Linked DNA regions of Homo sapiens: region 1 is linked to region 2. A link is a contact called in ENCODE Hi-C or POLR2A ChIA-PET data. All regions are on one chromosome and are shown on one strand. The core of a region is the stretch at or near the end of the contact, and the rest is flanking DNA. Distances in the headings are between cores, read along the strand shown.

Evidence for each region. Hi-C counts contacts between places; a loop is a spot of excess contacts on that map. ChIA-PET counts read pairs that join two places held with the same protein, here RNA polymerase II (POLR2A). Pooled maps may share reads with other maps.
Region 1: a pooled map shows a loop between it and region 2 (6-fold over the local background). The contact joins two enhancer-like sites. A Hi-C loop is called at or near these places in 1 of 50 pooled maps. POLR2A ChIA-PET finds 5 or more read pairs at or near these places in 2 of 52 experiments (A673 and BJ).

The regions. Positions count from the first base shown.
Region 1 is chr9:86,836,769-86,840,421 of GRCh38, forward strand. No RefSeq gene overlaps it. Among named protein-coding and RNA genes, the nearest start is that of GAS1, 110 kb to the right of the region's middle. RefSeq lists an enhancer at 2,090-2,591. Within about 2 kb of position 2,208, at least 5 of the 41 ENCODE cell types and tissues checked have a DNase peak (open chromatin) inside an H3K27ac peak, as active enhancers do.
Region 2 is chr9:86,794,542-86,797,862 of GRCh38, forward strand. No RefSeq gene overlaps it. Among named protein-coding and RNA genes, the nearest start is that of LINC02834, 88 kb to the left of the region's middle. Within about 2 kb of position 1,455, at least 9 of the 41 ENCODE cell types and tissues checked have a DNase peak (open chromatin) inside an H3K27ac peak, as active enhancers do.

The sequences.
Region 1 (3,653 bases), core at 958-3,457, 43 kb after region 2:
TTTCTATTCATGCTCACCCAGTCTTTTTTATTCATCCATACCACTCCCCATTCCATTCCTTCACCTCCTGTTCCTGCAGAGAAATCTCTATCCCCTCTCTATGGAACATTCCTGCTGTCTAGATATGTTACAGGCACTCACAGACATGCTGACTGTAAGAGCTGACATTCAAGTCATCCTGCTCTACAGGGTGACAAGAAAGCACAGTGCTCGTTCGTGAGATCCCTACTGCCTTACTTACAGTGCAGGGGAGTCCCTTTGGTCCCCAGAGGCCACTTCAGGACTCTAAGACCACAAGGAAGGAAGGCAACAGGGGCCGAGGAGGATTTGCTCACTCAGTGAGCTTTTATGAGTAACAGAAGCGAGAAAGTAACTTGTACTCATATACGGTTTTGACATTTCCTTTAGAGGATGTGAGTCTCAAAAGGTAGGGTCCCATGATGATATAAAGTTATTTATTTCTTAATTTCATGTCTTTAAGTGCCTAGTAGTTTTCTAGAAATTTTAATTGGATACTCAATACACCCAGAATATTTTCTCCCAATGCCACATCTAGTATTAACTGTAATGAAATAATAACATTATCTAAGATTTATGTACTAAGGACTTTATTAAGCCCTTTAAATTTTCATAGAAATCCCACAAGCGGGGTGCTATTCTTACTCCTTTACCAACCAGAACTCAGCCTTTGGAGAGACTGTGGTTGCCCAAGGTTAACATTTGTGAAAGGCAGAGTGGGGACTGAGTACTAGGCCCGTCACACCTCAGACCCCAGATTGTTTACCCCCATGCTCAACAGCGTTTGATGTAATGGCCCAGTCTGACTCAGGGCTCCACAGTGTACTGAGTGTGTTTGTATCTGTTCTGATTCTCTGACTTTCCATGCCTTTTGGGAGAATTTAATATAAATAAGATTTGGATTAGCTTACATTTTTTTCTAGGTGCCAAAACATAAGAGTAGAATTTAAGACCTCCGGATTTACTCTTGCACTTTCCATTGATCCATGACCCTTTCCTCTGCTCTGTGATGGCCAAGAGGTGGACATGGTCCAGATCACTGAGGAAAGAGGAAGCCTGAAACAGAGAGGTTTGTGGCTGTTACCATAGCCGGCCCCTCTGCAAACCTTGGTTTGCTCACTGGTAATTGGAGGAGTTTGTGGTGCTCGCAGGCTATCTGAGGGGTCTCTTCCAGCTGTGACATTTGGTGGCCCTAAACTCTCAGTGCCTGCCTGGCTTTTACGTGGTGTCATACCAGAGCGCCGAGCAACTCCTGCTTCCCGCAGACATCTTTCCTCTGTTCAGAGAATGTGAGCAACATTGAGAGCATGTAAGGGGCGATCCGGTGAACAGACTGGAGTCCATGCCTTCAAGTGGCCGAAAGCTGTTTTGCTTGCTGGAGATTTTGAGCCCATTGCAGTCAGCCTGGAATCTCCAGTCCTCCTTTTCACCCTAGCTTGCAGCCCACTGGAGCTAGTAAATTAAGACCTTTGCCTTTGACATTTGGGTTGGGAAAAAAGTGAAAACCGATCTAATAATAATTAGTTATGGTTTAATATGCGAGATTGAAGCATTCTCATTTTTCATTCTGGAGCCTGGTGAGAAGGAGCCAAGAGCAGAGATTGATGGGGAAGCATAAACCCCCGCAACGTTCCCATGCCAAGAGAAGTAAATGATCCTCAGGCACCTTCTTATATCATGTTAAGAACCCATGACAGCCCCAAAAGAAATGGAGAGACCCAGAGAAGGTGGGGGATAAAAGAGGGGTTTTTTTCATTGTTCTCTTAGGCCAGGCACCTTGGCACACACATCCGTGCCTATTCATTGTGTAAAGACTGTGGTCTTCAGGCTCCAAGAAAGAGGGCTTGGATTCAGATAACTGACTCTGGGGAAATAGCAGCTTGTTTTTGTAACACTGGAGATGTATTTACTTTTCACTTAATGAAGGGGAGTGATGTCTTGGATAAGTCATGACCCGACACAAACTACAAACATTAAGCCCAAACATTACACGGGAAACCCTTCCCAGAAACGTCCAATTTGTTACTAAGTAGAATCAGTATTGGTGGTTTTAGTGCCATGGAGAGATTTCATTAACTTTCTGAAGGGAAAACACTGTGGAATGGTGAGGCAAACCTAAAGACATTCTGTGTGCGAGTGTGCGCACGCACTCCTGTGCCTACGTGTGCGTGCGGCATAGCTGCAATTTGACATCATGTGGTAAGATTAGCCTGTTTCTCGCTGGCGGGAAATTCAGTGTGGCCCAGAAAGTTACAGAGGGAGGAAACTGTGAATTGGTTGAGAAGGAAAGTATTAAATAATTCTTGATGTATCACTGTGTCCTGGAAAAGAATGAAGATTAGGAGGAAAAAGGCTGGAACAGGAGAGGAAAAACAGATGGTGCCTTGCAAAGAACACTCCTGCAGTTTTTCACATCTCCCAGTGGGACCTGAAATGTGAACACAGAGTTGAGGCTGAGCAGGAAGCCAAACACACTGCTGCGGACAGGTCAGTGTGGCCCCATGACCTGGGCGTGTTGTCCCAAGGCCTGGAGGCTGATGCCCAGGGGAGCCCTGGGGAGGGCCGGCAGATGCTGCCCTGTCGGGAGTGGGCAACTGAGGTCAGCAGGACCATCAGCCAAGTGCCTGGTTTTATCCATCATGAATGAGATGGCAAGGATCCAGCCGTGGGAATTTTAGCAGAATGGTTATGTGTAAGGAAATAGGCATAAAATAAGAGAGGGCAAATGGGGCTTACCACAGAATACCACAACCAGAACACAAAAATCTTAATGACTTTTAAAGATTTTTGCAAAGTTTCAGGCCTTCCCTCAACTCAGCAAACATTCCCGTACCTACCTTTATTTGCCTCTTCAGGCTTTCTAGATCCTTCCCTGTCTCCCATTTGCCTGTAGAGCTGAATGAAACCAGAGACCAAGCCAAGGGTGGGGAGCCCACTGGCCCAAACAGGCTCTTTTGCAAGGCCCACACGCTCCATGAGTTTCTGTGGATTTGAAGGTTGTCTTGAGCCATTTGCCTGAAAGCCAGAGTTTCTAGCTCCAACAAATACGAGTCTCACAAAGTAAGAACAAGGCCTTAGTGTCTGAGATGTGGGACTTCATTCAATGCTGTGATTTTAATATAAGAAATGAGAGATTAAATTATAATGACATTTCAAAAAAGAATAACATTTTTATAAATACCAAAGTCTACCAGCAAACTCAGTGGTAGATAAAAGATTTCTAGCTACTAAAGAAAGAGCACTCAATGTGCAATGTTGGAAATTCTATGTGAGCAGGTAGAGAAAAGAACAGCAACTTTATATTTTTAAGGAATGTGATGTTATGGGAAGGCACAGGTGGTAAGGCCTCCTGCAGTGGTCCTCAAACTTGAACAGAATCATGAAGAAGGCTTGTTAAAACATAGATGGCTGGTCCCCACCCCCACAGTTTCTGACTCAGTGGGTCCAGGGAATTCTAACAAATTCCCAGGTAATGCTGATGCTGCTGTTCTGGGGCCTGCACTTTGAGAACCACTGGCTTAGTTAAGATAAAGATACATGCATAGATTACATTTCTGTTTACCCACATCTGCAACTGTATTCTGGCAGGAAGCGTAATGGACTGTAACAAAGCCAACAATTATTGGACCCCTTTC
Region 2 (3,321 bases), core at 205-2,704:
CATGTAATGTATTGCAGATCTTTCCACATTATGCATTCCAGATGGCCACAGTAATTCTTTGTGCATTTTCTCCTTTCTTATTTGGGTTACTGGGGTAATTTGGGAATAAAGAGTGTATGCTACAAAGTGAAAATTGACATACAGTTACTCCGTTGTGCTGCTCAGATGACAATGATGGATATTAAAGAAACTGAAAGAGTTAAATACATATATAGAGAGAGAGAGTGCAAGGGGGTGGGGAGAAAGAATGAGGAGGGAGTTTTCCCAAGGAGTTCTTTTTGCTGCTTGCTAAAGGAGGGAGCTGTGGCTGTGCTGGAAGCACTACGATTGCTTCATAACTGTTTTGTGGGAGTGCAGAGGAATTATCAGCTCTCCTCCCCCGCCTCAGCTCCCTAAGCCAACAGGCCATCACCTTCACCTTGAAGCCAGGTGATCATACAACTTATCTACAAAACCAGGGTACTTCTGAGTGTGAAGGGGGTGCTATTAAGAATTACACCTGGGCAATGGGCCTAAACCCCATTCACAAATCAGGGCATGTGTTTACCCCACCTCGCAGAGTGGCTCTCCAGGAGGATGCTGAGCTGTTTAAATGCTAGTTGTATTTAATTCAGCACTTGCTCAGGGTGAAGAGGCTGCCAAGTGGCTGTTGACCCCCGTGTTTGTGGCGACTGGACTCTCCAGGTCCCCACACAAAGTCAACACGTGCAGTTAATAGGCAAAAAGCGTTTGGTCACCAGACGGGCTGTTTCACCTCTGCGGCACTCACCCTCACTTGGGCCAGCTTGCCCTGAGCTGATTTATGTGGCATCCTAGGGCCCTGACTGAGTGTGCCTTAGGGTTGCTTCATTGTTTCTATTCAGACTGTGAGAGGGATCTGTGAATGAAGTGAAATAATGGTATGCAACCCTTTCTAGCCAAGGAGACAGTCTTCTTAAAAAATCATTTTTAAGATTGCCTTTAAATATCTCTACTGCAAATGCAATGTGTGCTTTCATTGCCATTGTTTTTCTACATAAAGCCCCCCTTTGTCGTCCTGCTGTAGCAGGCATTCTCAAACTTTGCTATACATCAGAATCACCTGTAAACCTTGCGAAAGTGAATGCCAGAGCCCCATCCCTGGAGAATCTGATTAAATAGGTCTCACAAACATCTGGAAGAAGGGTCCAGCTGGAAGAATCTGCAGGAGATAAAAATCCTATAGAAATCAAGCCCTCTGCAATTGTTTTTCTCGTAAAATTCTTCTTCATGTCCATGAAAACACAGTCCTGGAAACCCAGCCAGCCTTCCAGATTCAATGTAGGGAATGACTCCTCTTCCAAAATCATCTGAAAGCGATGACTCTCATCTGGTGAAGAAAGATGGATTTTATTTTCTGAGACACCAAACAAACTATTGCAAGCATCTCGCTGTTTTTCCAAGCTGTTCTCATTTGCTGGCCCTGGTGGTGAGGGCTATGCACACAAGGGCAGTTTTCTTTGCAATGAGGCAGGAAGCTGAGGAGCGTGTTCTTCCAGGGGAGCTGCAGCTTGTGTTTCACGGACGTAAAGGGCTCCCAGATTTGGAGGCAACAACTGGAATTTCAGACTTGGAGCCAAACGCCCAAATATTCTAGGGTTGCACAACAGGAAAAAAAAAAACATGTGTATCTGTGTCTGTGTTTTTGTGCCCAAAGACATGGACAGATAAATCTCACAGAAAAACTTTATTTTTTCTCAAACACTCAGGAAAATTGGCCCTTCGTTTATTTGCACAAAGACCGCTGTGTGATTCAGATGCACACCCAGTTCAGGAATACTCATTGCCATGTAAAATGTAGGCTGTTATGAATATTCTTTTTCCCCTGACTGTGACAATATTACATGTTTATTTTTAAACACTTGAAAAAAAACAGAAAAGGGTAACAAGAAAAGCAAACCACCTAAAACCATGCCTGTCAGAGATAACAAATGTGAATATTTTAGAGTATTGCCTGCTGAGTTTTATATTTTCATAGTACATGTGTCATCGTATGGAAATTTTAATTAGTATGCTGTTTGATCAAGTTTTCACTTAGTGTATTTTGAGACTTGCTCCATATTGTTAAATATTATTTACAAGATTTTAGCTTTTTATTTTCTGGCTGCACTAGAAAGACAGATTGAAAAAACAACTCTGTCTACTATCTAACCAGTAGTTTGTTTCCTTTTTAAAGTATTTATATGTTGCGGCTGCAATTAATTGCCTTCAAATAAAAACTTCTATTTAACATAACTGATGTATTGAAGGTCTTGTTGCATACTGCTGACTTGAAACCTGGGCATTTTAACTCCATCCATGCATGGCCATTGTTGAGGCCGGCCTCTGTGAGGTCAAGCACTTAGAGTAGGAAGTTTGTATTCTGTACATGGACTCCACAAAACCCCATGAAATTCCCCTGCCAAAGTTGAGAACTCATTAATTTCTGCCAGCTTTTCTGAACATGGTTACTTTTGGAGATTTGCTATAATGGCAGGAGTTGTGAATTCCAGCATTTGAAGAATGGGGTTGGGATATTTCTTGGTCTCTTCATAGCTGTCGCCATCGCTACCCGTGTTCCTTTTGGGGAGCAGCAGAGACAGCAGGCGCCTTGTTGGAATCAGAACCTGGACAGAAAAGCTTTTTTTTCCCCACTGGTCAGGAACTACTACTTATGCACACTTTCCTGGCTCTCACTACGGCGACATCAGCTGCTCCTTCAGCACACTCACCTGCTATTGAGCCCTTCGCACCTCCTGTTTCCCCACCAGGCTCTTTTCTCTCCCCTGACCACTCTCTTTTATCAGCTCCATCCCCTCCTATCCTCTGAACTTCTACTTGTTCTTCATGTCGCAGCTTAAGCAAGGTCAAAGCCAACTAAATGAAGGCAACTCAGGCCTTGATCTGCGAAGACCTCCCCATCCTCAGCAATGCTGTGGATAGTCAGATACTTTAAGGTTTTCCAAACTTGATGGGTAAAGATGAAAGCAATATTTTATTAAAAGCTGCAATCACTGTTATTTGGCAGGAGGTGGAGACTTAAATACTTCTCTTTTTTTCTTTTTGAGACGGAGTCTTGCTCTGTCGCCCAGGCTGGAGTTCAGTGGTGTGATCTTGGCTCACTGCAACCTCCGCCTCCCAGATTCAAGCAATTCTCCTGCCTCAGCCTCCCAAGTAGCTGGGACTGCAGGCACCTGGCACCACGCCTGGCTAATTTTTGTATTTTTAGCAGAGACAGGGTTTCACCATGTTGTTCAGGCTGGTCTTGAACTCCTGACCTCAGATGATCCACCCGCCTCGGCCTCCCAAAGTGCTGACATTATA